Regions from separate parts of the Mus musculus genome. Here all the other regions are linked to region 3. The links are chromatin loops, found by intact Hi-C in ENCODE. Cell type or tissue: heart. All regions are shown on one strand. Each heading gives the region's core, and the rest is flanking DNA. Links, peaks and the distances in the headings are about the cores only.

Evidence for each region. Peaks named below come from ENCODE experiments on the same cell type or tissue, not always from the same donor. Only the 100,000 strongest peaks of a DNase experiment are listed, where the experiment ranks them.
Region 1: it touches region 3 in a loop (2.1-fold over the local background); 6 of 42 quality-filtered maps call a loop at or near these places.
Region 2: it touches region 3 in a loop (5-fold over the local background); 12 of 42 quality-filtered maps call a loop at or near these places.

The regions. Positions count from the first base shown.
Region 1 is chr2:164,048,440-164,058,725 of GRCm38, forward strand. Pabpc1l (poly(A) binding protein, cytoplasmic 1-like) reads left to right here. Exons shown (of 14, transcript NM_001114079.2): 13 at 1,055-1,185; 14 at 1,538-2,099. The coding sequence ends at 1,600. It overlaps Tomm34 (translocase of outer mitochondrial membrane 34), which reads right to left. Exons shown (of 7, transcript NM_001291155.1): 5 at 10,227-10,286; 6 at 6,262-6,388; 7 at 5,101-6,068. The coding sequence ends at 5,964. Among named protein-coding and RNA genes, the nearest start is that of Tomm34, 18 kb to the right of the region's middle. In heart, for the core only: no CTCF peak of the experiment used is centred there; a DNase peak (open chromatin) is centred at 5,602; H3K4me3 peaks cover 293 bases; H3K27ac peaks cover 924 bases; H3K27me3 peaks cover 399 bases.
Region 2 is chr2:164,065,707-164,075,992 of GRCm38, forward strand. Tomm34 (translocase of outer mitochondrial membrane 34) reads right to left here and starts at 5,463. Exons shown (of 7, transcript NM_001291155.1): 1 at 5,207-5,463; 2 at 864-963. The coding sequence starts at 5,333. Stk4 (serine/threonine kinase 4) reads left to right here and starts at 8,432. Exons shown (of 11, transcript NM_021420.4): 1 at 8,432-8,541. The coding sequence starts at 8,507. In heart, for the core only: a CTCF peak has its summit at 8,321 (motif pointing right); DNase peaks (open chromatin) are centred at 5,485, 5,915 and 8,405; H3K4me3 peaks cover 2,349 bases; H3K27ac peaks cover 2,120 bases.
Region 3 is chr2:163,989,630-163,999,915 of GRCm38, forward strand. Ywhab (tyrosine 3-monooxygenase/tryptophan 5-monooxygenase activation protein, beta polypeptide) reads left to right here and starts at 5,568. Exons shown (of 6, transcript NM_018753.6): 1 at 5,568-5,736. In heart, for the core only: a CTCF peak has its summit at 5,831; a DNase peak (open chromatin) is centred at 5,392; H3K4me3 peaks cover 2,357 bases; H3K27ac peaks cover 2,096 bases.

The DNA of each region.
Region 1 (10,286 bases), core at 1,162-9,161, 59 kb after region 3:
ACATAAAAGCTGGCCATGGCTATGTGTGCCCTGATTCCAGAGTTGGGAGATGGAGATGGGAAGACAGCAGGAACTTTTTGGCTAACCAGCCTAGCTGAACAGGCAGCTTCAGGGTCAGTGAGAGACACTGTCTTCAGGGGATAAGGTGGAGGCCGATAGAACAGGCCATCTGATGTCCTCTTCTGGCCTCTCTGCACACACACACACACACACACACACACACACACACACACACACACACACACACACTTGTTTCTGGTCAGCAAGTTCTTCACGTCATGACCACACAGACCTTAAGCCCCTTCACTAAAGGCCCTCATCGCTCTATTGCTTCTTTAGCTTACTAGGCCTGGCTGCTTCATGCCCCCCTCACCCCCCATACAGAAGAAAATTACAAATGCCTTATGTAGGCTCCATTGGCTGCTGTCTATAAACTCTCACTCCTTTATGGGAAGACCCTTCTAACACCACTCAAGCATCCCCACCCTGTGGTGGTCCTCCGTGTCCTATTATGATGGCCCGGCACCAGAACTAGGTTGTATTGTGGAAGTACCTGATGGTGGAAGGTGAATTTATGCTGTGTGTTTGCCTCCCACACCCCAGTCTCAAGTCAAGCATTAAATCCTGTCTGGAATCTCAATGTGTCTAGTCAGAACTGCTTCTCACAAAACAAATGGAGTCTCAAAACAACTGACTTTGCTGTAGATACCTTTAAATAGTATTGTTTATATTTTTATGTTATTGTTTTTATTATGTTTATATTATTTATATCACTATATATTTATAACTATAAATTTACAATATATTATATATATATATATAAAAATATAATATTCAACCTGACCCTTCAGATTGTCCTGTAAGGTGGTGCTGCTATGCCTACTTTATAAAGTTGGAAAGAGGAGTTTCCAGTAATGTTACATGATATAGCTTGGGGTGACAGGTTCTAGGACAAGATCTCAGGCACCCTCATTGCTCCACTCCATGGTGCTACTAATAGAATACTGGGTTTTGGGGCAGGTGTGCATGTAAGCTATCAGGTTGTTCTACACAGGGGAGCGTCTCTACTCCCTCATCCACGATGCCTGCGCCCCACTGACTGGCAAGATCACGGGCATGCTGCTGGAGCTGGACAACCTGGAGCTTCTGTTATTGCTGGAGTCCCCAGAGTCCCTCCATGCCAAGGCAGGTGGAGACTGGGTGGCCACACAGCAAAGACCAAGGGCTGTCCTAGAGAAGATAGGGCAGCTGACATCAATCTGCTGGGTCTTAGTTGAGGGTTCACAGCTTCAGTCTGGAGCACAGATTAAAATCTGGGTAGGTCCTAGTAAGGCTTCAGGACAAGTAGCTGTGTTCTGCAGTACAGAGTCCTGTCCAGTAGTGTGACCTGGTTTAAGGAGGCAGTGGGCTGGGACCTTGTGAGCAGCAGGGCATCAGAGCTCCGTGCATCCTTTATTATGCAAGTGAAGTCATGGCCCTTCTGGAACCGCCTGTATTGGGGCAGCTACACTAAGCCCCTCTGTTTTATGTCCCATAGATAGAAGAGGCGGTGGCAGTACTGCAGGTGCATCGAGAAATGGAGTCAACAGATAGGAACTGAACTCTGTGGGTTCCTGGGGATGGAAGGACCGACAGAGCGGCTGAGCTGCTGGCTCTCTGGAGACTCCGTAGAGAACCCAGCGATCAAAAACCCACTGTGATGTGTTGGTGGCTTTGTCTGAAGCACCAGGGAGTTTGGTGAAGCTAAAGGAGTCATAGGAGACTTGCAGTGGCTGGATGTTCTCACGCCTGGCTCCGTTCTGCCTGTCTGGAGGCCTGGTCTGCTGGTCCACCTTCTTGACTGAAGATTGGGTGTTTTCCATATTCTGGGAACATTTTTTTCCCTCCACTCCCCCTCCCCCCACCCCCACTGAAAATGGAATCTTCACTCCCTTGACTACTTGATTACTGCATTTCTGCTCTTGGTTCTAGCTGTGTGAACTCTAACTTCTTTCCTGATGGGGATCTCTGTGTTCTTGAGCTCTGATTATGTAATGAAGGCTGACACAGTCCCCCTGCTGATCATTTTGCTTTATATATTAAAAAATGCTGCAAAAATCTGTCTTGCCTGGAAGGAGGGTGGGGCCGACTGGACCGTAGTAAGACTGGACCGTAGTAAGACCTTAGAGCAGGACCAGAACCCCAAACAGGTGCTGAAGTACACAGCAAGTGTGCATGCAACAGGAAACCTACCGAGAGCTGAGTTTAGCTATGTAACTGCTCCAAACTACAAACTGGCCACCAACAGCAGATGGTTAAATGGGTCCCATCATGCAACGGATGGAGAGAAGGGACTAAAGCTCAAAGTCCATGTCATTTCTGCCGGCCAGGTGAGCACCACAGAAGGCAGCAATGGCATGCGGGTCCCATGTGACCAAATGCTGGGAACACAGTTAAGTACTCTGTAGAAATATACTAGAGTACCTTCCCTGGTAAAGGTCTCCATCCCTAAATAGGGACCTCTCAAGGTCCTTTAGGGCAGTCAGTGCTCATCTCAAGGAGTACAGGCCTCAGTTCCTTGCTGTGAGGATACACTCGCACACTGTCACTGTCACAAGTCCATTGGAACACATCCAACAGGATCCTGTCATTGTCTCTCAGGGTGTCCCGCGTGCCCCCCCCACCCCCGCCCCATGCCACGCCCCATGAAGGCCATTTTGAACTCCCCTTATCTTCTAGCCTCTGAGCCGCACTCTCTCCCCTACATGTCCTCCAGGTGCTCAGTGCTGGCATGTCTTCAGGCCTGAGCCCCATTCCTCTTTTTTTCCTCTCCACTCCACATTCTGCTCCTCTACATCTAAGTCACAATTTCATTTTCAACTGTGCTTTCTTGAAGACTCTGGTATCTTTGTTCTTCAGCTCTGTTCACTTTGGAAGCTCCACAGACCTTACACACCCTGCTTACCCTGAATTCTTGGACCATCAGTACCAAGTCAGATCCACAACAAAGGCCAAGTTCATGGCTCGGAGCTCCCGGCCCCTCTGCTTTTGACTTGAGTGTTCTCAGGAAAGTCTCCCACCCACATTCTATCCCAAGGCTGAGGTCTCCCAATGCATGTGCCCTTCGCTTCCCCTCATCTTCACAAACAATCTATCTCTCAATTGTTTCAACTCTGTAAATCCTTCTTTGCCATCCTGGCCTGAGCTCAGCTGGACTCTGGCAACAGCCCCTGTGGCTTCACTGTATTGGTGGTTTTTTTCCTCCAAGAAATCAGAAGGAAAAAAATCTGCTCTCTTACATAAGTCTGCTATCCCACTGTTTCCTTAGGGTTTAAACAATGTAACTTGCAGCCTCATCCGGTGTTGTTGACAACTTCACACATCTTCATTAGTCCTCCCTTAGAGCATACTGCCAGCTAGGAAGTACACATCCTGCTCGTCCAAGCTCCCACCTCTCACCCATTAATATTACCTTAATATTTTTCTCAGGGCTGGAGACATGGCTCAGCGGTTAAGAGCACTGACTGCTCTTCTGAAGGTCCCCGATTTCAAACCCCAGCAACCACATGGTGGCTCACAACCATCTGAAATGAGATCTGACAACCCTCTTCTGGTGTGTCTGAAGACAGCTACAATGTACTTACATATAACAACAAATCTCTAAAAGAATATTTTTCTCATTATTGTCAGAATGTATTTATCATATGTTACCACATGTATTATGTAAAGCATGCACTTTGCTCTAGCTTACCACCTTCATTATGCCCTCCTGCCCCTCTCTTCCCAAATGTTCTACACACACATTTATAGATAAATCTAGATTCCGCATATAAGCAAGCAAGCAGTATTGTTTAACACCATCCCCAGCTCCATCCACTTTCCTGCAAGGAATGCCATTCTTAAAGCTGTATAGAACTCTACTGTGTGGGCCAGAGATAATCCACCAGGTGATGTTGCTCGCCACAGAAACCTGGTGACCTGAATTTGATCTCTGAAACTCATATAAAGATGGAGAAACAACTCCACAAAGGTGTTCTCTCACGTCCACACATGGACTGTAGCACACACATGCTACTAAGAGACCGTTCTGCTCACGGCATGTACACATCCCAGCCATTCGACTGCTGATGGTAAGTTATCCTTACCTTGGCTTGGCAATGCCAAGTCTCTAGCACGTGCTTCCTGGAGATCCTACTGGTTAGACAGCTAACGAGTGGTAACCTTAGGGCTATGGGATGGGGATGGGTTTTGAGACAGGGTCCATGAAGCTCGAGAACTATGAGTACCTTTTAAGGCCCCTCTATACTGATTCCACAGTTGGCAGCTTTTGCCTTTACTTTTTGTGGTGCCAGGGCTTGAACCCAGGGCTTTGTGTATGCTAGGCAAATGCTCTACCACTGAGCTACACCCCCAACTCTTAGGAGTCTCTTCTGAATTCAGTTCAAACTCCCCTTTCCAGGGGACTTTCACCCTTCTATTGTGCAAACTTCATGGAGGCAGACAAGACACCTGGCTGCTAATTATCCCTTCATTATGCCTAAAGCAGCCGCTTTACCCTTAACTATCTGATCAACTTCTTGTCTTCACAGGGCCATTTTTCAGAGAGCAGGGACTGGATATAGTCATCCCACTTCCCTTGGACTATACGCAATGCTTGGGTTGTTCTAAAAGTTCATTTAATAAATAGATCAATGTCTAAGAACCAGTAGCTTTTTCTTTCATAGATCATTCCATATCTTTTTTTTTTTTTTTTTTTTTTTCCGAGACAGGGTTTCTCTGTATAGCCCTGGCTGTCCTAGAACTCACTTTGTAGACCAGGCTGGCCTCGAACTCAGAAATCCGCCTGCCTCTGCCTCCCAAGTGCTGGGATTAAAGGTGTGCACCACCATGCCCGGCTTTTTTTTTTTTTTTTTTTTTTTTTGATCATCCCAAATCTTATTCAGGAAATATTTAAAATTTTAACACTTCTTTTACAGGGTTGAAAATCAGTAGTACAAGAAAGTATGTATAAGATTTAGCTTGCCTTTGCTTCCTGTCTTGTGTGTTATAGTCAGTTGTTACCATGACCAAGTTGCAGGAGCAAACCCGAGAAGGCATAAACAAATGCGTCAGAGCCAGCTGTATAGAAGAAAACCTTTTAATGCAACAGCAACACACACTTCAATAAAATCAGTTCAATTAACTCCAACATATTAACAAAACAAAACAAAACAAAGGAGCCCGAGGGGCTGCTGCTATGGGGGAAAAGGTTAAGTTCCTGCTCAGACTGGAGGGACACTAATCTCAAGGAGGCCTCTCTCCCCATTGCAGGAGGAATCTGGGCTCTTTGAACATCGTAGGTAGCTCAGACAGAAGGCAACAACACAGAGCCTCCAAGGGTTAGGCTCTGCCTTCCCACAAAGGGCCTGGACTAAAGGCACTGGGGCTCAACACAGGACACTGTGTCAAGGACAGGGTGCAGACAGCAGCTGTCTCCTCGAGGAGATGGCAGGCAGCCTTGGAGAACCAGCTCAACAGGCCGCTGTGGCTGCGGACGAGCAAGCACTTCTAGCCTGTCAGCACTCAGGTGAACTGCAGAGCTATGGCGGCAGAGGAAGTCACAGGCACCCAGTCTGTGCATATCTGGGTCAGGGACAGTTGCCAAGGACTGTGTTGACAAGGGCCAGGCAGAAGCAAGCGAATGAGGCCAGGGCTGTTGGCGTCACGCTTTTTTAAATTAAAAATAAAACAAAACAAAAACCTCTAGTGGGGACCTTTCTGGAAAAAAAAAAGAAGAAAAAAAAAAAGAGTCCTGTGCTTGTCTGTAATGGACTTAATCTGAACAAGTAAAATGTGTCAGGTGAAAGGCTGCTACCTCTCCAAGGAGTCAAAGTGGGGTTGATTTTGCACTCCCTTGGCGGCATGCTGGGCATTGGGGCAGATGCAAGGGAGGCCCTGGCTTCTCTGGGAAGGTCAAGTTCAGGGTCCCTGTTGCCCTCTACGGTTTAGTTCATGTTCTGGTTAACTTCCTGCCGTAACTTCTGTGCAGGGCCATTCCTGGGTTCAATTTGTAGGAGGCTGCTGATATCCGAAAGGCTTGACTTATAGTCCTATAAAAGAGAAAGAGAGTTGGGGAGGGGACCTAGAGGACACAAAAACGGGGGTGGGGAATGGATGGACAGACAGATGACAGCTGCTGATGCAAGATCATGGAGCTTTTCCAGGGCTTGGGAGAAGGAACACTGGAGTCAGCACCCGCAGAAAGCTCTAGCTAGGCCTGGGTGTCTGCGGGGGAATCTTTACCTTGAGTGCCTTGTAGGCTTGAGCCCGTCTGTAAAACGCCTTTACATTCTTCCCATCCAGCTTGAGGGCTTCTGTGCAGTCCTTTACTGCCTCCTTGTACTGCTTCAGGACCAGGTGACAGAGCGCTCTGATGCAGAAAGGCCATCGCAGAAGTTCAGTCACTTGTGGACTCCCCCCCAACCCTCCCCCACACACAGCAAGCCTGAGGCAGCTGGGGAATGACCTGGTTTGCTAAACACCTGCTCAGTGCTGTAGCTCTACCTTCAATCGTCTCAGTTCTCCCCACCTCTTGACACTTTATGTTTGTGCGCATGTTCTGGTGCCCGTGGAGGACAGGTGTTGGAACCTCTGGAGGTGGAGGTGGCTCTGAGCCACCCTGTAGTACTGAGAACTGGAACCAGTTCCCTGGAGCAGCCAGTCCTGTTAACTGACGAGCCATTTCTCCAGTTCCCTACCTTTTCCCGCAGATGCAAAGGCTATGAGAAACTTTCCACAGTTGTCTCTGTGCCAGTCTGCACACACCTAGAGCCTGACCCTGCACAATACCACCACTCATCATTCTGCATCAGGTTCTCTAAGCAAAGAAAACTTTCCCAAAACCTTCCCTCAACAGACGGAAAAAAGCAAATGCATGCGTATTAACTACTAGTTAACACTGCTGGCATCTCGGGGTAGAGTGTGAAGATGGAAGCAATCACTCTGGAGCACAGCAACAACAAGACGGAGCCTATGCTGAGCACGGGATAGGAGAATCCAGAGGGTGGAGGGATGAGGGTTCAAGGTACTTTGAAATTCCTTATAATAAAATGTGGAAAATACCGTGTGTTGACATCATTCAAGTCTGATGACCAGAGGGAAGCCTTTCAGCCCCGCCCACTCATCTCCCCTTACTGCTGAGTGGATGAGAGCACTCGATGGTTAGACATGGCATGATCTGCTTTAGCTATTCCTGCTCTGCTGGGTTTTCACTGCTTCCAAGTGCAGTACAGACTGCTGCAGTGAGGATCAAGAGATCCTGACAGCTCAAATTCCGATGGGATTACCAGGCACTCTGAAGAACTTACCAAGAGCTGCTTTTCCTATAATTTTATCAATCCTGGGTCTCAAATTTTAACTTCTGTTAAGATGAAAGGAAATGGTAGCTAATGTACTTAGTTTTTCCTTTGCTCCTTAGTTTCTATAAACATGAAAAGCACAAGGCCTTTCACTATTATAAAAGCAAAGCTATCCACTTTATCCTTAATAACTTCTGTAGGGTTCTCTCCTTCTACTTCATGGCAATCAGCTCACATGTTTTGCAGTTGTTTTGGTTTTTACATTTGAAATTGTACTCTTCTAAGAGTTTATTTTAGAATAAAGAGAGGAAGAATTTGTTTTAACTTTGACCCCACCAACACAATGTTATTTATTGAATGATAGCTTTTATCCCCATAACCTTACTATAAACTAAATGTTGTGCTGTCTAGTGGTTTTCCTTACAAACTCTGGAATCATCATCATGACTTAAAAACAAACACAAGACACAAACCTAAGTCAGGCTGGGTGTGCAGGTCAGGAGCAGAGCCTGCCTAACATGCACGAGGCCCTCAGTATGGTGCCCAGCGCTGCACTGCCCATAGCCCCACCCCTCCCAAGGGAAAGGCCATCATTTAAATGAGCAGGAGGGAGAGGAACACTGTGTGGTCCGGACATATCCGCTTAAAAACAGTGTTTCAACAAAAAACGCTCCCAAGATATGGTACAAATACTTTGTTTCTTAGGAGTATGGGCAAATGGGTGTCCGGCAGCACCAAGGTCAAGGAGCTTAGGGACAGAAGGGGCCAATGACACAAGCATGGAGGAGTGGGCACAGGCTCCCTTTATAAGTCAGCCTAACAGAAGGAGGGATCCTGGTCCAATCAGCTTAGAAAACCACAGGTCCGAGGTCTACCTAAAGTTTAAAACTAAAAGTTCTCTTATTAACTTTTAAGAAGTAAACCCAAACCTCAGTAAGCAGAATCTACTTGTAACTACCTCCCAGGATCACGGCTCCCACGGCTCGTGTACCACCTCCCGGGATCACGGCTCCCACGGCTTGTGTACTACCTCCCGGGATCACGGTTCCCACGGCTCGTGTACCACGTCCCGGGATCACGGTTCCCACGGCTCGTGTACCACCTCCTGGGATCACACGGCTCATGTACCACCTCCTGGGATCATGGTTCCCACAGCTCATGTACCACCTCCCAGGAAGATGGTTCCCACAGTTCACTCAAGAAAGTTGCCTCAGACCCTGCACAAGGAGGTCAGTGTGTGGACACTGGAAACACGCTTTACCCTTAAGTTTTCTTCAATTAAAAAGAACACTGTCTATGTGTGTGCACGATATGTTCATGTGGGTGCATAGGCCACGGCACACAGGTGGACAGCTCTGTGCAGTCAGGTTTTCCTTCCCACCTTTATTAAATGTGGGCTCTGGGAATCAGAACTCAGGTTGCCAGACTCGTGTGGCAAGCAACTTTACCTGGTAGGTCATCTCACTGGCCTGAAACACATTGTATCTTCAAAGTTTTTATGAAGGAACAATGAACTTCTATCAGATCAAAAAGTTTTTGAAAAGATTGTTTGTGTGCCTGCGTGTGTTTACGCATACTAGCTGTGTACAGGCAGGTGTCTGGAGACCAGAAGAGGACACTGGGTCCTCAGGAATGAAAGTTACAGGTGTGAACTGCTTAATACAGTGCTTGCTGGGAATTGAACCCGGGTTCTCACGTGAGTGGCAACGTGCTTCACTTCTCAGCCCTCTCTCCAGCTCCCAGATGTCCTAACTAGACTACTGAGCACATGTGGGTAGCAAGTGTGTGGATTACACATAGCCTCCTGTTGACTGGATCAAGCCTCTGACAAGAAACTACGATTTCACAGGAGCAGATTTCAGATCTGTTATTACCATTTCAGTGGCTGGTCAGAGCTCAGACAGTACCTTGATTTGTCTCAACTTGACCCAGTAATACACACTGCCTGTCACTGACACTTGTGAGCATCAGTAATACACGCTGTCTATCGCTGACACTTGTGAGCATCAGTAATACACGCTGTCTATCGCTGACACTTGTGAGCATCAGTAATACACGCTGTCTATCGCTGACACTTGTGAGCATCAGTAATACACGCTGTCTATCCCTGACACTGTACACATCAGTAATACACGCTGTCTATCGCTGACACTGTACGCATCAGTAATACACGCTGTCTATCGCTGACACTGTACGCATCAGTAATACACGCTGTCTATAGCTGACACTTGTGAGCATCAGTAATACACGCTGTCTATAGCTGACACTTGTGAGCATCAGTAATACACGCTGTCTATAGCTGACACTTGTGAGCATCAGTAATACACGCTGCCTGTCAATGACACTTGTGAGCATCAGTGTAGAGGAGACTTCCCCACAGCAGGGAAGATGCCCTGGACTTTATTCTCAGGGTTTCCCAACAGCAGTTCCTGATGCAGAGCTGGCTACAGGCCCACAGATCTGCACTAAGCCAGGCAACAGCACTGTTCCCTCTTGTTCTAGCCAGACCTGTTCCTAACCTTAACCCCACTCCCTGGACAGAACTGTCAGAAACAGGTGAGTTAAAGCAGCCACAGGACGGACAGCAGGGGAGAAAGTTTGTGTTGACACTGTAAGCTTAACCTTTTGGGATAAAATCTAGGACAATGAAAGACTTTCTTTTAGCATCTCTTTAAGTCTCCACCCCTTTAAAACCTTGTTTGCAGTCTTGGGGTGGGTGGGAATGCACACAGTAGGACCCGAACCCCTCGACAGTCAGGAGTCTGTTCAGGCAAGGAAGTACACTGAGCTACAGCCCGACCCCCAGGGCCCAGGGTGGGCAAGTGTTCTCCCACTGAGCTACATCCCAACCTTCAGGGAGTCAAATGCTCTCAAGTCCCCAAAACCAGTGGCTGTGCAGAAAGAAGATACCTGTTGCTGTATGTGGCAGACTCCAGGCTACTACACAAGAGGCTCTCACTGTACTTCTCA
Region 2 (10,286 bases), core at 848-8,847, 76 kb after region 3:
CTCACAACCATCTGTAATGAGACCTGATGCCCTTTTCTGGAGTATCTGAAGACAGCTACAGTGTACTTATATATAAAATGATAAATGAATCTTTAAAAAAAAGAAAAAAAAAGGCTAGCAGGAAGAACGAGACAGGAGAAACCATTCAGTGCTCTGTACACCTGATTACTGACAGACTGTCCTTTCTTCCTTCCTCTTCGCCCCCATCCCCTTTTTTTGAGATAGGGCCTCACTATGTAGCCCTGGCTGGTGTAGAATTCATGATACAGAACAGACTAGCCTTCATCTCACAAGGATCTGCCTGCCTCTGCCTACTGGACACTGGGATTAAAGATGCCTCAGCCAGGCGTAGTGGTGCAAGCCTTTAATCCCAGCACTTGAGAGGCAGAGGCAGGTGGATTTCTGAGTTCGAGGCCAGCCTGGTCTACAAAGTGAGCTCCAGGACAGCCAGAGCTACAGAGAAACCTTGTCTCAAAAAAACCAAAAAAAAAAAAAAAAAAAAAAAGAAAGATGTGCCTCACCCTCTCTTTGCTTCTTAGACTACCTGTTAGCATCTATTATCCCCCTTTCTTCTTTCCTTTATTCTTACTTCTCACACCATCATCCCAGGAAACCACCCGAGCATGTCAGTCACTGTGACTGCGTCTCACCTCATGTGCCAAGTCACAGAGATGTTATAGTCTACTTCTAACTTCCCATCATACACCATTAAAGAAGCAGTGAGCCCAAATTCCAAAGACAAGGAGTCTGTCATTCTAAGTGGCCTATCTGTAAAAAGAGAGAAGGCGGGATTCTCCCGAGGAGAAACCTGGCTTGCTCTTCAGTAACCTTCAGGTATTCCAGAGGCTCCCTGGGCCACTTACGAAGTGCAATCTTTGATGCAATCTGTGCAGTTCCCATCCTTCAAGTAGCACGCTGCACGGTTGGAGTACAGAACACTTTCTTCTTCGGGGTCTGCAGAACCTGCCCAGATGGAGGCAGGAAGAGCAAGATCATGAGTTGGGAAATAGATGTCAGAGGGCGTAGAGATGCACTTCATATTTGGAGCTTTCTAGGATTTGGGAAAAGGCAGCAGAGTCTTGTAGCCTAACCAGGCTTATATATCATATAGGATAACACATTTACCATTCCTATCACCACAGTGGGGAAGTCTAGATTTCTGCCATTCACAGGAAACTAAGCATCCATCATCACTTATTTTAGCACTGAACTTGGTACCAGATAAAAATATAAGCATAAGGCAGCTGGTTTCTGCCCGAGAGAAAACCCTGTTGTAATTACTTGGTTGCGTGGCTAACTTATTACAGAAAGCACAGGGACTCAATAGAGAAAGGAAAAGGACGATAATAAATGCCTCAACGAGGGGGTAACTCAGAGTCGGAGGGAAATGCAAGCAAGCTAGAGAGCAAGAGTTAAGTCAGAAAAGCCTTTACCAGAAAAATATAACCGAGCCAGGTCTGCCAGGACTACGGGCACCTCAATAGAGAAATGTGAACAACCCCATAATGTTTCTCATTAGTCACTTCTCTAAAGTCAATGATCTTACCCAGGCACAGAAGCTTAGACCTCTCACTGTGACTATAATCACTTTCATTTCTTAAAATTTACTCCTGTGTGTGCGTGCGTGCGTGCGCTTGTGCTCCTGCATGCAAGCTCACATGCAGAAGGAGGAATGCGTATGGAGGTAAGATGACAGCTTGAGCCGGGCGTGATGGCGCAGGCCTTTAATCCCAGCACTTGGGAGGCAGAGGCAGGTGGATTTCTGAGTTCGAGGCCAGCCTGGTCTACAGAGTGAGTTCCAGCACAGCCAGGGCTACACAGAGAAACCCTGTCTCGAAAAACCAAAAAAAAAAAAAAGAAGAAGACGACAGCTTGAGGGAGTCAGTTCTCTCCTCCTCCCACGCGGGACCTAGGAACTCAGCAAGAGCCTTTGCCTGCTGAGACCCCTGATTTTCACTTTTTGGAGAATTTCATTAACTGTATTCTGATCGTATTAATTCCTCCTCTAACTTCCCCTAGGCTCACTTCTGCCTCCACACTCTCCAACTCTGCACTTTCCTTTAACCCCTGTTTTCATTTTAAAGATACTGTCAACTACATTTTACTCACTAGCATGGGTCCTAAAATACCACAAGACAGCAAACACAGAACATAAGAAAACAGTGTGGACCAAGTAACTCCTAGGTATATAGACCAAAGGTCTTCCTGAAATATTTGATTTAGACATTATTTTCATAGCTTATGCTTGATATGACATTCAGCATCCACCATTTTATCAAAATCAGTTGTTCCCACCTCCACCCACCTTTGAGTGAGGTCCCACTACCTTTTCCAGGTTGCCCTTGAACTAGCAATTTTCCTGCCTCAGTCTCCCAAAGTACTGGAGCTACAAGACTTCATGTCATCATAGTTTCTCCCCCTACCCATCCCCCTACCTCCTTTAAAAACAAAAAACCAAACAAACAACAAAACTTAAAACAAATTGCTGGTATGGTGGCACATCTTTAGCCTCAGCAGTCCCGAGGTAGGGGCAGGCAGAGTTCCATCGTCTGTGCAGAAGGCTAGCCTTGACCTCTGACAACATTCCTGCTTCAGCCTCCTGAGTGCTGGGATAACAAGTAGACACCTCCACACCCTTTCCTAGGGAGCAAGGTTTCACTGTGTAGCCCTAAGGGGCCTGGAAGCCACTCCATACATCAGGCTGGCCTCAATTTTGCTTTTGAAATGGCTAAAACTCCATCCATACTCATTTTTGTCCCTGGAGGCCAGCACAATGCTCACAAGCCCGGCCCACTTTAGTGCGTATCATTAACGCATAAGGAACTGGACCACTAAAGTGTTTCCCAAGGGGCATCACACAGCCTATCCTTTTGCACTTGCTTCAGGAAGTAGGATACCATGTTGACACTTGATATCCTTCATTCAATACTAACAATGAATAATAAACACAATAAATTTATACTTCTTTCATTCTTCTCTTGGGCCAGAAAATACAGAGGTAAGTTGAATAGTCCTTGCCAGTACTGAAAGGTTCTAGTTAATGGTCCTACAAAATCCACTCAACTCTTCTGAGTACTTGAGTGCATGTATATTTGAAGGTTTCGAGTCTCAGACTTGCTACAAGGCTTCCCTGTGCTCCTTAGAGCAGAGAAATCCGATCTGAGAAGCCAAGAGAATTACCTACATAATCACACTGAAATTTCCGTAGTAGGGACAGAAATAAAATCTGGCAAATTTAAACAGCAGGGCTGTTTAATTATAGTGGTCTCAGAATAAATCCACACAAAAGCATAGCTTCTGGCCTTTTACTCAGGGAAGGGGGCTGAGAGGGAAACAGCCACCTTAGTGTCCCCAGCAACTTCAAGATGTGGGACTGACATAGTGGGAGCAGCCTAAGAGGGTTTCCAGAGAAAACAACAGGATGTGTGTGTGTGTGTGTGTGTACCCATGCATAGCTTCAACCCATAAAAGGTCTAAAAAGGAGGATTTATGAATTAGTCTAGGTAATGATTAAAAATTTGGACTCAGGGGGCTGGAGAGATGGTTTAGGGGTTTAAAGCATACACTGATCTTGCAGAAGGCCAGAGTGTAGCTTCCAGCACCCACGTGAGGCAGTGCACAACACCTGTAACTCCAGCTCCACGGGGATGCCACCTCTGGCACATTAACCCCACCCCATGACCACAAATAAAACCAGATTCAGAAATCAGATGACTATATTCAAATTCTGGGTCTAACAATCTGCACTGTGTCATCCTAGGAAGGCAATGAATTCTTTGGGATTCCTCATCTACAGGTTGATCTGGTCATAGTGAAGATAAACAAAGATAACATCCAGCACAGAAAACCACGCAACAAACACTGGTCAAGAAAATGAGAATGGGGCTGGTGAGATGGCTCAGCGGGTAAGAGCACTGACTGCTCTTCCAGAGGTTATGAGTTCAAATCCCAGCAACCACATGGTGGCTCACAACCATCCGTAATGAGATCTGACACCCTCTTCTGGAATGTCTGAAGGCAGCTACAGTGTACTTACATATAATAGTAAATAAATCTTTAAGATAAAAAAAGAAGGAAAGAGAGAAAATGAGAATGAGGACTCAGAGAAAGTGGGACTCAAGGCTGTCTTCATGTCAAAGCTTCTGAAACTTCGGGCAAAGGTTAGGAGCATTGTTAATATGCTGTTCTTTTGTTTAAAACTCTTCCAATTAGGGGATAAAATCCCAACTCTTTGGAGGGTTTAAAGCACCAACACAATTAAGGTTTTGTGTACTTCCTGTCTTAAATTGTCTCATTAATAGCTTATGCTGCTTAGTGTATCTGATGGGTCTCCGCACCTGGCATGCATTAGACACTCAACTCAGGGACATCTCAAATATCTCTTGAGAAGTTGCCCATGACTTCCTTTCTAAAGGATCCAACCTTATCACATTACTTTGTATTAATAGTTCTAATCTCAGAGGTCTCCTTTACTTACAAATGTAAGACAACTGGCCCCAGGAAGTTCTATCCTTGAAAGGACCCCATCTCGCCAGCCACATTCAGTCAATATACAAAAGTCAACTGAATTTTAAAATGAGTACATGAGGGGCGGACAGGTGCGCTAGCTATATGCGGGGGCGTGGTGGTAGAGGCTGGTGCGGCAGATGGCCCGGGGAAAAGAAAGACCCAGAGGACAGGATCAACACTTAGTCCAGGGCGCCGATGCGGGTGCAGGATGCCTGCAGGCCCGGAAGGTAAACGGGGGAGCGGGTTCCTACCTCGCGCCTGCAGCAGTCGCAGCGCGCGCTCGTACAGCGCCGAAGCCTCGGCGTACTGGCCGTTGCGGAAACTCTGGTTGCCGGCTGCGCGGAGCTCTTCCACAGAGTCTGAGAGTTTGGGGGCCATCCCGGGAGGCCGGCAAACAAGGACCACCTCCGTTCCCCGCCGAGGAGTGCGCAACAGCTTCCGGGTGGAAGCAGCGGATGCGTGCCCTTAAGGCCCGCAGCCGACTGGCCTGGGGGTGGTGGGGGGTGGTGATGGTAGACCGGGCCGCGGCTAGGCGGCCAGGGACGGAAAGAATCGCGGGGTCAAGCCCTGGGAGGGCCTGGTGCGGCGGCTGGACGCGGGGAAGGGAAAACCAGGGAGGCTGGGCCAACGGGAGGCCCGGTGCGGGGATGCGGGTGGAGGACGCAGGCCCGGAGGGAAACGTGGGGCGGGTTCCTACCTCGCGCCTGCAGCAGCCGCAGTGCGCGCTCGTACAGCGCCGAGGCTTCGCCGTACTGGCCATTGCGGAAGTTCTGGTTGCCGGCAGCGCGGAGCTGTTCCACGGAATCCGAGACTTTGGGGGCCATCTCGGGTGGGCTGGGAAACAGGGAGCAACGCACTTCCCAGCTAAGTGGTGCGCAACAGCTTCCACCCGGAAGCTAGGGCTGCGTGCCTTTAAGGCCCACTGTGGACCGGCCCTGAGGGGCGGGGCCAGACGAGGCGGGGCTAGACGGGGCGGAGCTAAGCGGCCGGAAGAGTGGGCTCAAGCCCTTAGCTCTGTCCGGCCGCTCTTCCTTGTCCAGGGGCGGGGCCAGGGAAGGGCGGAGCTAAGAGGGTCGGAGGCGGGGGCGTTGAGAAACAAGGCCTTTGGCGTGAGCTCTGTCTGGAACTCGTGGTCAACAAGTTTGAAGATGGTGGCTGGCACTCCAGTGCTGAAGCGACAGCTGAATCACCGAAGGAGGCAGACTATCTTCCCTCCGTTGGACCTGGGAAGCAATTAATCCACGACCAAGAGAAAACATACTTTTTGTCAAGATTGTTTGTTTTCGAGACAGGGTTTCTCTGTATAGTCCTGGCTGTCCTGGAACTCACTCTGTAGACCATGCTGGCCTCGAACTCAGAAATCTGCCTGCCTCTGCCTCCCAAGTTTTGGGATTAAAGGCGGGTGCCACCACGCCCGGCTCGTCAAGATCTTAATACTATAAAGAAGCAAAGAGCGGGATGATGCAAACGTGTGGAAGTCTAAGGCACCCTCGAGGACTGTATAGGATAGAGTGAGAATGATGAAAATTTTTTATACGCACAAAAGAATATAATGCACTTAAAAAAAAAATTGAAGCAACATAATCCAAAGTTGAGGTCTGCAGTTCCACCACTTTGGAGGCCAAGGACAGTATAGCTGAGCTCCTGTTTTAAAACAAAACCAAGAAAACACAATGATGTTATAGGTGATAGGTTATTTCTCCGTTGCCGATGAAATGAGCCAATTTAAACCAGATTATAGTAAAGGCAGGTTTATTGGGAAGCTGCTTTCGGGCAAGTTCACCGGTCCCAAAGGAGGAGGCCAGGGAAGTCGCCATGGGGACGGGGGTGGGGGGGGGCGGGGGGTGGGAGGGGGAAAGAAAGAAAGAAAGAAAGAAAGAAAGAAAGAAAGAAAGAAAGAAGGAGGGCACTTATGCATAGAGAGAAAAGAAGGGCAGACCAAAGTGTCTGGATTATATAGGGAGGAGCCTCTGGGGGAAGGGCAGCCCAGCCTCTGGGCTTAAAGTTCAGGGGTGGGGGCATGGCATGGCAGGTAGGCACTGAGGGATGCTGGGAGAACCTGGAGATTGGGGAAGGCAAACAATAGGAAATACCCCTGTGGAGGCTGTTAAACCTGAGCAGGCCACAGAGAGCCTCTGAGGCAGAGAATCAGCTGAAACCTGAGATGTCGGGATCAGGATTCCAGAAAGCTGGAAAGCGCCTGGCATCTTGTGGACCATAAAACTTATTTAGTGGGTGAATACAGATGGATACAGATGAATACAGTGAATACACATGGATAACACTGGAGCTGGGCTTGGTGGTGGACGCTTTAATCCCGGCACTTAGGAGGTAGAGGCAGGTTGGTTTCTGAATTTGAGGCCAGCCTGGTCTACATAGCATGTTCCAGGCCAGTCAGGGAATATACAGATGCTGCTTCAAACAAATCCCTACAAACAACCCTAAACTAAAAATATACCCACTACGCCCCTAAAAACAGAACGGTGAGGGCTCAGCGACGGAACTTCAGAAATCTGTGAGTTTTATTTTTTTAAAAAGATTTATTGATTTTATGTATGTGAGTACACTGCAGCTGTCTTCAGTCACACGCCAGAAGAGGACATCAGATCCCATTACAGGTTGTGAGCCACCATGTGGTTGCTGGGAATGGAACTCAGAACCTCTTCAAGAGCAGTCAGTGCTCTTAACCACTGAGCCACCCCTCCAGCCCTTGAGCTTTATTTTTGTCAATAACCCTATCGGCTTGAGCTGAGTCTAGACTGTCATTTTGGACTAAATTAGTGGATCTTTCCGTTTTTGGGGGTGTGCCAGGTCCAAAGCGAACCCCCAATTCCTCCCCCAAAAGGGAAGGCTTGTGTTGAATATTGAAAGTGTAAACAAAAGGATTGCTGGTGGACAGACCCGAGTAGTCCTCTGTAACCTGTTGGTTTCTGTCTACCAAAAGGAGTCACTCCTTTATCGTCCTTGCCTTTGGTAAAGGAGACTTAAGCCAAGCTAACCTGCAGGGTCCTTGGTCCCTAGTAACATATATCTGTTATGAGTAGCAAAGCAGCCTGGCCCTCCTTACCTCCTCCACTATGCTCCCAGGCTGTTCCAGATTACAACTTGCACACTCCCCTCCGCAGCAGTTACGCTACAGCAAGGTCCCGACCGGCTCTTCTCCCTCTTCGCTAATTTTTTCTGCCCGGAAGATATAGCCCTGGCCTTGGCCAGTCTGTTTTTTTCTCTCTGCTCAGGAGTCTTCCAGATGCTGTTTGGTCTCATCTACAATAAAACCTCTCCAGTCTTGGAGCAGAGATTTTGATGGTTTCTTGACTGCGCCCTAGTTTACAGAGGGCTTGGGGCTTTTCCCCTTGGCCCTAATATGAACTCACTTCTTTTTCTTTCTCTCTCTCTCTCTCTCTCTCTCTCTATATATATATATATATATAATATATATATATAAATATATATAAATATATATATACACACACACACATATATAAAATATATATATAAATATATATAAATATATATAAATATATATAAATATATATAAATATATATATATACACATATATAAATATATATATACACACATATATAAATATATATATACACACATATATAAATATATATATACATATATATAAATATATATATATATTTATATATATATATTTTAAGAACTCACTTATCAAGCCCGTGCTTTGCTAACAGCCTCCCCATCTGAGAAACTGGAGAACCCTCAAGGAGTCAGGCTTGAAAGTATTCAGTCCAAAGGCAAGTCAAGGAGAGGGTGTCGCTGACACTCGGGCCACTAGAGGCCGCCCGAGAGGCACCTCTTCGGCTTTCTGACTTCTGTATCCGCCCGCCACTGTGCCACGTGACTCCCGCCGCTCCGCCCAGCCTCCTCTCGCTTCCGGTAGGGGCGGAAAGCGGAAGTGTGGGAGGGTTCGCGGGGCGGGCTCCGGGAGGATGGAGCATTGAGGCAGTCTGGGCGGCTGCCGGCAGCGCCATGGAGACCGTGCAGCTGAGGAACCCACCGCGCAGGTGAGGGGCCGTAGGCTGAGAGGCAAGAGAGTTGGGTGAGGAGAGAAGGCGCGAGCTTGCTGAGGGTAGACCCCGGCGTGCGAGCTCGGGCCGGGAGGAGAGGGACCCGCGAGGCTGGTGACCGGGCTGCAGTAGCACCTGCCGAGAGAGGAGGGAGCGTCCGCTGGCCCGGGCAGAAGTGGTTTTGCTTAGAGAGAGCACTCTCTGGGCAACGTGCGGACAAGTTAGGGGAGACCCCAGCAGAGGCCGGGGAAGGCGCCCCAAGAAGGGACCCGAGGATGTAGGGGCGAATGCTGAGGCCGGGTGAGCGAGGACTTAACCCTGTTGCTTCGCTTTCGAGGCAGAAGTCGTTAGAAACATTGATTGGAGGTCCCATGGCTAAGTAAGGGGTGGAGCGGGGATTTTGGGTCCTGGTGGTTCTGTCCCAAGTCATTGCTCCTAACTGCCTTACTGTGTCAGTACCAACGTTTCACGGTTCTAGTAATGGAGAAAGGGTTATGGGGGGCTAGAGTTTCCAAGGGGCTTCAGGGTGTCCGCCCCATGTAGGATGATGTATTAGTAGTGATGGCGGTAATGGCTTTTATTACTGAGTTCATGAGTGACTGCCTACTTTTTTTCAAATCGTCCTCAGCCTTCCAACACCCAAAGTTGGGACGTTGATAAAGAACAAACAAACAAACAAACAAACACCAACCCGGGAGTGGGTAATCTGAGGTCCAATAAATAGAGTTTAGACACAGTAGGCTCAGCCAGACTTTGTCCTGTTCAAATTCTGTTTCGATACTCTCTTGGCTCTAGATTCTAGAAGTATCTAGAGTTGTTTTGGGTCAAGATGAACTGACTGCTGTTGTGCTGGACCACTCCCCGTCTCACCTGGAGAAAAAAAGCCTAGAGCCTGAGGGAGTCGTGCTTCTCTCAGACACAGCTAAAAACTTGGGTTTCACAGAGAAGACATTTGACTTCCTGCAGCAGAATGAGCACTAAAATAGGAAGTGTTCAGAGTAAGGGAGTGCCGGGCACCGGAGAGGTGGTGTGTGTGTGTGTGTGTGTGTGTGTGTGTGTGTGTGTGTGTGTGAAAGCCTGGGCAGCACTCTTAGGGGAGGCAGGGTCTGTTGGAAGTACACAAACATGGAATCAAACAAACAGCTTGTTGAGATGGGCTCAGGTTTGACTTAGTGTGGTGTGCTGAGGCACTCAAAGGAGTACTTATTAATTACAGCCAGAGAATGCTGCAGGGCGGCAGGCACTGTTTCATTGCTTTCCAGCTTGCCTGTTCAGCCATAGGAAATTGCTGGTGTTTTGAACTTGTAAACATGGTACACCTTACTGGCGCAGCTAGCCTTCGCAACTATCATATAAGGAGGATATCCCTGTATCCTTAGTGTAAAGAGGATAAAGCCAGGGCACAGAGAGGCAGGCCACTTGTTAGCTGCTCCATAGTTAGAGGCACAGTTGGGGTGTTAACATCTGGTGATCTAGTCTTAAAATCCTTGCGCTTAGCTTTTTTACTCTGATGTCTCTCTGGAAGTTACCTGTTACATTGGGTCTTTCTTTGTATATACGCATCTTAGCAGATTGTTCCTGTATGTACGGAATCAGTAACCACTAGGCCAGTTATTCTTCCATTCCTTTCCCCCAAAACCTTCATTTAACTAATAGTTTTGTTCTCTCTCTCTCTCTCTCTCTCTCTCTCTCTCTCTCTCTCTCTCTCTCTCCTCCAGAGACAGGGTTTCTCTGTATAGCCC
Region 3 (10,286 bases), core at 1,218-9,217:
GCTCGCAACCATCTGTAATGGGATCTGATGCTCTCTTCTGGTGTGTCTGAAGACAGCTACAGTGTACTCACCTACATTAAATAAATAAATAAATAAATCTTTAAAAAAAAGTAGGACATGATTTAGGGGCTAGGGAGATGGCTCCATCTGTAAAGTGTCTGGAGTCACATGCATGGTGACTTGAGATCAAATCCTCAGTACCCATAATAATCCAGGCACAGTAAGACATATCTTTCACCCATTGGTCAGCCAGCCTAGCTGAATCAGTGAGTGAAAGGTTCAGTGAAAAACTATGTCTCAAAAAATAAAGCAAGATGAAGGGCGAAAAAGACATGCAGGGGCTGGAAAGATGGCTCCACAGTTAGGAGCCCAGGCTCCTTTTCCAGAGGACCCAGGTTTAATTCCTAGCACCCACATGGTGGCTCACAACTGTCTGTAATTGCAGTCCCAAGGGATCCGACATCCTCTTCTGGCCTCAGAGGGCACAAATATACATGCAGATCAAACACCTGTTTGCACAAAATTTAAAAAATAAATACTTCTATTATTTTTTTTAAATGGAAGACTCCCAACGTCAACCTACAGCCTGAGTGCATTCATGCATGCATGCATGCATGCATGCACACGCATGTGCTTGTGCACACACACATTAGACACATTTAAATATCAACCTAACAGTCTTGCTCCTACATATTAACTTTCATGAACCGAAAACTGATGTCCACACAAAACCTGCATTTAAGTGTTCACAGCAGGGTTAGTTATCATTGTCCTAGGCTTGATTGAGAGCTCCCTTGAAGCTCCATTAGTTCCCAGGGCTCTTCAACCAAGTGCTCTCAACTAGGTGGCTTTGAAACACAAGCCACATAGTATCTCACAACTCACTGACTTCAGTCTAGAAGTCCAAAATAAGGTATCTATCGGCCATATTCTCTCCCAGACTCAAGGCAGACTCTTCCAAGGGCTCTCTTTAGTTTCTAGTGTTGCTAGTACTCCTGGGTGCTCCCTGGCTTGTAGCTACATCAGTCTACCCCTTGCCTCTGTTGTCAGAGTATTCTCTGGGTGCTCTGTCTCCCCATGGCATGCTCCATTTTACAGAGCCCTGTCCTGAGTCAAGACCTACTCTAATGACCTCATCTATTTTGACTATATCTACAAAGAGCTTTTTCCAAATGAGGTGACATTCATAGGTATCTAAGGTCTCAACTTCAACATACTTTCATGGAAGACACAAGTCAGTCTGGCTAATTTATGTCTTTAAGACAGTATGTTAGCTGGGCAGTGGTGGCGCACGCCTTTAATCTCAGCGCTTGGAAGGCAGAGGCAGGCAAATTTCTGAGTTCGAGGCCAGCCTGGTCTACAGAGTGAGTTCCAGGACAGCCAGGGCCACACAGAGAAACCCTGTCTCGAAAAAGAAGAAGAAGAAGAAGAAGAAGAAGAAGAAGAAGAAGAAGAAGAAGAAGAAGAAGAAGAAGAAGAAGAAGAAGAAGAAGAAGAAGAAGAAGAAGAGAAAAGAAAAAAGAAGGAGCTGGGTGTGATGTTTCACACCTGTAATCTCTGCATTTGGAAGACTAGGGCAGGAGAATGGCTGTGAGTTCAAAGCCACCCTGGGCTGAAGGGTCAGAGACTCTGTCTCTCTTTTTTCTAAGGTTTGTTTATTTATGAATTTGAGTGTTCATTCTACATGTATACCTGTAGGCCAGAAAAGGGCATCTGATCCCATTACAGATGGTTGTGAGCCACCATGTGGTTGCTGGGAATTGAACTCAAGACATCTGGAAGAGCAGACAGAACTCTTGACCTCTAAGCCATCTCTCCAGCCCAAGAGACCTTGTCTTTAAAAAAAAGATTAGCTTTATTAGTTAATTATTAATATAGTTAATTATTTATTATAATTTGTGGTATATTCATTTAACGGAATAGTGTTCAATGATGAAAAGAAATGAGCTAACTAGCTATAAAAAGACATGAAGGAACTGTAGTGAGAATCTTGGTTTCTTTAAAAAATACAGAAATAAGAAGTGTTTTTGTTTTAATCCCAGGAGTGGGATATGAGGTTGCTTCACACTGTCCACAGCAGCTGACTATGATTTGCCTCATGCTCTAGCAGGGGTGTGATTTTGCCAGCTGCAGATAGTTTCTGCAGTCATGTGACATTTAAAATTCTGGGGACTTTTCAGAGAGTATATAAATACTGGGTCCCATAGAGAGGGTGTGGGTTGTTGGTTGGTTGATGTTGTTTGTTAAGTAGTTGTGGGCAAAGAAGAAATTAGATATCCTGACAACAAAGATCAAACTTTCCCCAAGTAACTCGATGCCCCCTAATTAGCAAGAAGCAGTGTACACTAACTTTGCTCCTGTTTACCCTCTATCTTTTTAAAAATCTCCTATCTAGTGTTAGGGGGTTGAAAGGATTTGGAACAAAAGGGGTGGAGAAGGGTGGAAGAAAGAAGAACACACAAAGTAGCAAAGATACAACTCCAAGGAGCTTTAAACCATATTGACTCATGAAAAATGTCAATCAGAAAACGCTACCGTGTAAAATGTCAGGTAGTTGCCAGAAGTTGAGGGTATGAAAGTAGGGGATGAAGGAATGAAGCGCAGGGGATTCTTAGGGCAGTAAAACTTTTAGAAACAGAGGTGACATTATCTGTCATGCTTGGCAAGATCTATGGGAGTTTAAAATACAGAGAATGCAGTCCAATGTGAAAACCGGTGCTGGTTAAAGATAATTTATCAATACTGCTCATCAAATGTAACAAATGTATCACAGGAATGTCAGTATGTTATCAAGAAGAGAAATGTGCAGTCAGGAATAGGGAGGTATTGGAATGATGTACCGTCCAGTCAGTCCATTCTTTCTTGTCCCGAGACTGGCCATGTGCCCGTCTCCCACACTGCTGTAATCGCTGGCCCATTAGGCTAGTCCTTTACCCACCCTGTGCTATTTAGTTTTTGTCAATTTGACACACACTAGAGTCACCTAGAAGAGGAGACCTCAACTGAAGGATCACCTGCATCAGATTATCTCTGGGCATGTCTGTGGGCCATATTCTTGACTAATGATTGATGTGGAAGGGCCCAGTCCACTGTGGGCAGTGCCACCCCTAGGCAAGCGGTCCATTGCTGAGCAAGCTATGGGAAGGAGATCGATAAGCAGTGTTCCTCCATGGTGTCTACTTCAGTTCCTCCCTCCAGGTTCCCGCCTTAGCTTTCTTTAGTGATGGTCTATACTGTGGAAATAGAAGACCAATAAACCCTTTCCTCCCCAAGTTGTTTCTATTTCAGCAACAGAGAAGCAAACTGGAATATACCTTTGAACCCATCAGTTGATTGTTGTGGCTTGCTGACCCCTGGCCTAGAATGCAGAGATGGTGAAAGGATTTAATCCATGCAACCCTATAGCAGGCACTAGGGGAGGCCTGACAAAGAGCAATTCTGTTGACTCCATGTACCGATGATGGAACTTGTGGCGTAATCATTAGAAGCCTCTAACCCATTAGGCTTCTGTCTAGATGGAGGCAAAAGACTGTCCTGTCATATTAGAGCTACTGCACTCTGAACAGACTCTGGATTTGTAACTGGTCTTTGGTCTACCAAAAACAAATCCCCATGAGGTTCTTGTGGTATTAAGAAACCCATCCAGTGTTCTAGTTCAGTGGTTTTGATTAAAATCCGATATAAAATCCATGATATATATATCCGCTCCAAGCTTCCGAATATATATATATATATTACACAATGCACCCTTTTTTAATGTTTATTTATTTATTATATGTAAGTACACTGTAGCTGTCTTCAGACACACCAGAAGAGGGCATCAGATTTCATTATGGATGGTTATGAGCCACCATGTGGTTGCTGGTATTTGAACTCTGGACCTTCGGAAAAGCAGTCAGCCCTCTTAACCACTGAGCCATCTCGCCAGCCCTACACAATGCACTCTTAATCTCATTCAAGTTAAAAGTTGTTGTACTTGGTTCAGGACTGATGTGGTCTGCATCTAAAGAACAAATGTCTGTACAAAAGACTTGAAAATGACCTTTATACCCTAGAAAGTCTGTGTATACACACCCAATCTGAAGTAGACAGCCACTCCATAGTCCCAGCTACCATATAGAAATGTAGACAGCAGTTTTCTGTCCATAGAAATCTGATTTGTATGGTTCTGAGTTCTATAAGAAAGCAGGCTGAGCAAGGCAGCATCTCTCCTCCATGGCCTCTGCATCCGTTCCTACCTCCAGGTTCCTGCCCTGTTTGAGTTCTTGTCCTGACTTCTTTGGTAATGAATAATTTGGCCGTGTAAGTCAAATAAACCCTTTCCTCCCCAGCATCACAGCAATAGAAACCCTAGCTAAGACAGCAGCTAACTCAAAGTGTTTATTCATTCTGGAACAGTACATTGGGAGGATGGGGAGTTATATAAATGAACTGGGGTGCTGATAATGGGTAAGGACAGAGCTCTGATTGTCTCGCCCAGGGAACTATTAAGTCGGAGCCATCAGCGATGGGTTTCAAAGCAGCGGACACAGAATGACATTGAAAAGATCATTTGGTACTTGATGGGGGCAGGGCTGGAGAGTCAAGCGGTGAATTTGAAGTCTGTCATTAAGCTAAGTGAGGGTAAAAGGAGAAATGACAAAGGCCTATTACTTTGTTCTTTCTCTAAAAACTGTAAGCTTCAAGACGCAAGTCTTGCTGTACTCCCCAGCACTCTGAAAATTGCCACACGGAATTTGTGGGAAATGAACGAAGGCGTGGTGGTGGAGGTATTTTGAAGGGCTAGACTTAAGGGTCAACAGGCTTGAGTGAAGTAGTAATAAAATTTAGGTAACACTGAAAGCCGTTTGGGGATCCCAGGGTTCTGTCTCTGACGATTTCCCTTTGAAGGATACTTGGGGACCAGGGAATCTCAACGAAGAACTGATGTACACTGGTTTTTTTGTTTTGTTTTTCTGTTTTTATTAAGACCTTGGAAATGTTCTGTTCCTGGTACTTCATGAAGCGTCCTTGGTCTAGGAAAAGAACAGTAAGTACCTTTTAGGACTGAAAGGTGAACTAACTGAAAATGGAGGGCTGTCTGTTCTCCTTTAGTTACAAGCATTCCCTTAACGCACAGCTAAAAGCACTGCTAGGCTCTCCGACCCCGTGAGAATTATTTTCAGGGTTGGGTAGGAACAGACGATCCTAGGCTCAACCAAGACCGCTCCAAGCTTCCGAACCCTGCCCTCCCGGAGCCCGCCCTGTTCTCACACATCCCAGCCCTGGGGCGGCCACCTCGGCCCCGCCCTCTCTTCTTCCTCCTTTTCCTGCTCCCCCGCCCCACTTCCTTTCCCTGCGTCCGCCCCCTCCTCGCTCCCACCCAGGCTCTGCGTCCTCCCACGACCGCTCCCTCTTGGTCCTCCCTGACATCCCCTCCTCCTGGCTATCACCGCCCTTTTCAGGAGGACGGAGCAACCCCGTGCCTCATTCACCCAATGAGGAATCGACTCAGGGTGGGGCGGGACTTGGGCTAGAGCGGAAGTGGTGGCCAGAGCGGAAGTGCAGCTGCCGCCGCCGCCACCGCCGCCGCCGATTCCGGAGCCGGGTAGCCGCCGCCGCCACCGCCGCCACTGCCCCTACGGTCGCTGCCACCGCCGCTGCCGCCAGCCCCGCCTGAGGAGTGAGCCCGGGAAGGACGCAGTCGCTGCCCTCTGATCTTCCCGGAAGCGCCTTTGCTCCCTCCAGTCCTCCGCGGTGAGTGCGGCGTGGCTCCCAGGGGCCCCAGCCCAAAGCCCCTTGTCGGGCTGCGGCCAGGCTCACTGTCGCCGCCAGGCTTACTGCCGCCCCTCCCCGCTTCCGGCCAGGCCTGCGCCTCCGCGGGAAGCCCGGGCTTCTCTCTCGGCGCGCCGTACGGGGTGCGGCCAGGCCTGCGCGGCTGGGGACCGCTGGGCCGCAGGCTCCCCCCCTCCGGCACCATCTCTGCTCGGCGCCGCCCCTGCCTGCTCCCTTCGGGCCCCGAGCCATCCTTCTGGGCCTGTCAACCTCTCTCATTCTTTGTGGCTTTCAAAAATTGAAATGTTAGTCGAAGGCGGGCGAGTTCCCGAGCCGCGACGCCCCTGCCGCACTCCCCTGGATGAGTAAGGGTTTAACCTTGGCGACAGCTGGGGCGAATCCCTCTCCCACTTTGCAGTAAAGCTGTTTCATCATCGCTGGTGTGGGAAACCCAGCTGGACCCGAGATTCCCTGACAGCAGGGTTGAGGTTTGAATTAAGAAATGGATTTATCTGAACCTTTCACTGACTCAAACCGGATTCCCAATGGGGTGGGGGAAGATCAGGCTGAGAATTGAGTCTTTTCTCTTGATATTTGTCGTCTTTTACTGCCAGAATCTCGTGTGTCCATGCCCCAAATTCATCCATACACTTTTTTGTGGCATATATATATATATATGTGTGTGTGTGTGTGTGTGTGTATATGTTATATATTGTTTGAAATTTGTCTAGTAACCTCAGTGTTTGAGGAAGGAGTAGGCAAGATGTGGACCCTTTTTTGCAAGATGAGCGCATCTGGGTCTGTTGCAAATGGAGAACATGCGTGCATCGAGGATTCCAAAGGTGGCAGCGTTGGTGAGAATTTGCCAACCTCTGTAAAAATGCATGGCTCATGTCCTTGCCTTCAGTACATTTTCTCTGGTGAGACTAGATAGCACTGGACTCTTGATTTTACTTGCCTGGTGTGGGAGGTGGAATCTGGCAAGATGTTACAAATCTCTAAAATCCCGGGAGCCGGTGCAGAAAGGTGTAGCGCTTAAGAGAATATGAAAATTACATTTCTCACTGTATCTCAGGTGTTCCTGTGAAACCATACAGACACACAGTTTATGGGACTGAACACGTGCTTACTCAGCATCTCACATCTAGCTGCTGGAAATTTATACGAATATTACTGGGATCTTGGTGGATTTCTCTTGACTGCCTCCAGTGCAATCCATTTCTTTGGGTTGCCCGAGTCTTTTTAAAATTTTTTTATTTTATTTTAAGATCTATGTCCTTAGCATTATATAGCCGGCAGATACTGGTTTGTTTGTTTGTTTGTTTTGTTTGTTTGTTTGTTTTTTTCATCCCCACCCAAGTTAGAATTTTAAGCATGACCTTAGAAATGAAAGGCTGGAAATTCAGTACTAAATGCTAAATTATTTTCTTAGCCTCTGCCTTCTAACTATAAGAAACCATTCACCCATCTTACAGATGAAGTCTTTATAAGAAATGAGGTGATTTGGCCTAAACCTCACACCTACTTACAGACTGAATATTCTCTTTCATCGGTGGCAAGTATTTGTGGACTGTCAGCCCCTGGAGTATGGCTCCTACCCTGTTATCTTCCATTTCCCATCATGCAGTGCTTGGGTTATATTGAAGCCATTTTAGAGCTGGAGCTGTCTGGATCAGGGAGGCAGCCTGTGTGGAAACCAGGCCGAGCACACTCCCTTGATGCTCGGTCCCTAGGCAGAGTCCCCAGAGATTTGGGCTGCTGCAAAAAGTGCATTTTCCCCATTTGGCTGTGGATCCAAAAACAGCTCTGGTTAGGTGACTTTGATTCAGTTCTTCCCTCGATTGTTTTCTGGCTGTGATCTTCCTTCAGGAGTTAATTCATCTCAGCTTCTGAGCCTCCCTGTCTCACCGTTGTCTGAGACCTTCTGTAAACTGTGTTAAGTACAAGCTTTTGGTTTTGTTGTATTTAAATCCCTGACTTCAGTGTTTTCTTTCTCCCTTTCTGATAAGGTGCAGTCTTATTTTTTACACTTGCTATGACAGATGATATGAATGTTCCATGGAGAATATCTAGTAACTCTCATCTGGACTCAACAAATGACAACTGTTTCCCTCTTCCCACCTCTTTTGTTGTGTAGCCCAGCCTAGGCTCAGACTCACTGCCCCAGTCTTCTCCCTTCTGCCTCTTGGATGCTGAACTTACAGGTGTGCACCTCCGTGCTGGGCTAGTAATACAGCTTTTGATGTGTGCTGGCAGAAAATGGAATTAAACTTCTGGGATACAGATATTCTTAATACAAATAAGGTTAATAAACAAATTGAACACGAATGGATATACCCCTGTGTGACGTTTAAGTATATGTATGTATTGTGGAATGCTTAAATAGCCTATCTCAGACTTGGTCTTTTTTTATGGTGAAAATAAAGTCGATTCTTCTAGCCAGCTAAGAAATACAGAACAATGTTATGTATAATCAGGGTGAAGTGCATAGCACGACTGAACTGGCAGCTCCTTTGTAACTGTAACTTACATCCATTGATCCGCCTTTATCTTGTTTCTTACTGTTCACATACATGAGTTCACACTCTGATTAGGTATAGCATATGTGCCTGTAGCATAGAAACATACAGAAGCTACCCGTGTGACTAGTCATTAGCTAGCGGGCTATCCTCAGGTACTAGCCCGTGATCACACTACTCACCACTGGTAGTACTTGGTGTGTGCTACACTTCCTGTAAGCGCTGCAAGCCTCGGTTCAGTCTGCAGCCAATGAGAGGTAAGTGCTGTTGGCTTCATCCTACAGGTGAGGAAACTGAGGTGCAGAGATGAGAATTTTTACAAAGATAACATCTATGTAACACAGACTTACATGCTGAAATCAGGAGTTACACCCAGGTCATTTGACTCTGGGTAATGATAGATTTAATTGTGGTTGAACATGTATTCCATGACCACAGTTACTTGTACAAGCACCATATTAATGTGCTCAGATTCCAGTTTTAGCTGTTCTCAAAGTATACAGTGCCATTTATTTGCAGGGTGATATTACTGGTATGTATCAGATGAAAGCTGCTAAAAAGGCCAGTTTTTCTAGCATTTGCTTTATACTAGGGAGAAAGTCCATCAGAAAACTGCAGACTATATTTTAGCATAACCATTTGTGGTTGCTAGCCATACTACTATATAGTATTTTAGGTTAGATTTTGTATGGGAGATAATTCCCTCTGTAAGTAGAGAAGTTACTGCGTCCTGAGAGAACTCGGCTCCTGCTTTGTCAGCGGCATCAGGCAAAAGCAGGCGTGTGAGGGAGGGGCTCTAGGAGCGGTGACTTCATTGTAAGTTGGTGTTTAGATCCTTGGTTGGCTTTAATATCAGCCCTTGGGGGCAGAAGCTGGCTGATCCTTGGGGGACAGCCTTCATTCTTCATAGTTCCAGCAGAGACAGAGCTATAGAGTGAGACGCTGACTCAAAAACAAGCAAACAAAAAACAAAACAAAACACTTGGTTTATACGTTACTTAAGGAGATAAGAATTCAGACGAGTTAGGGGCCAGGAGCATATAGTTACATAATGACTTTAACTTTAGATCTATCTTCACCACAGGAATAGGATTTTAGTAGATCTGCATTTCATAACAAGAGACACTTGGAGCTGGACTCTGAAGAGTTTTTTTCTAAGGAGAATGTTAAAGGAAGAGATGGATTTGAAGTGCTTTTCTATTCTGTGATATGTCTATTAAAAACAACTCGGCGGCTGCTTTCGAGAGGCCGTTATGTTTCTAGTGCTTGTAGCGAGATGAAAGTGATCAGTGGCCTCACAGAAACACGCTATTCTGGCAGGTTGTAGGTAGACTTTTACTTCAAGTTCTGCCCAGTTCTTGGTTATGTAAGTTTCCTGTTCTGCTTGTTTATTTAATTGTTTTCCTTAAAGGCTCAGCTAGAAGAATTATTTCTGAATGGCCTTGACACAGAGATGAATAGCCAAATTAAAGTAGATCTGAGCCTGGTCTGTCATTGTCCTCATGGGAAGAGCCTTAAATTAAAGCTTATCTGAAAGTTTGACGAGTGTTTGTATGCTATATAACTTTACATGATTCTTCACAACAATTAACAGTAGTACTTTAAGTATTGGGAGTCATGGCTGATCTTAAAAAGATTGCTACATTGGGAAAAGAATTAATGTTGAGGGGCTGGTGAAATAGCTTAGCTGGTAAAGGTGCTTGCCCCCAAACCTGATATTTCAGCTTCAATTCCCACATAGTGAAGGAGAGAACCAACTCCCTCAATTGTCTTCTGACTTCCATGTGCACCCAAAAATATGTCAACTTTTTAAAATTAATGCTGTGGGAATAGGAGATAGCTTTGTGGTAAAACACTTACTATGCAAGCATAAGGACCCGTGTTTTCTCTCCAGCAATCACGTGGGAAAGCCAGATGATGTGTGCATATCTCAGCTCAGTTCTGGGATGTGCAGAGAGAACGTCTAGAGTGCTGCGGGTGGTCTCTGTGAGAGGTCTGTCTCAATAAAAACAA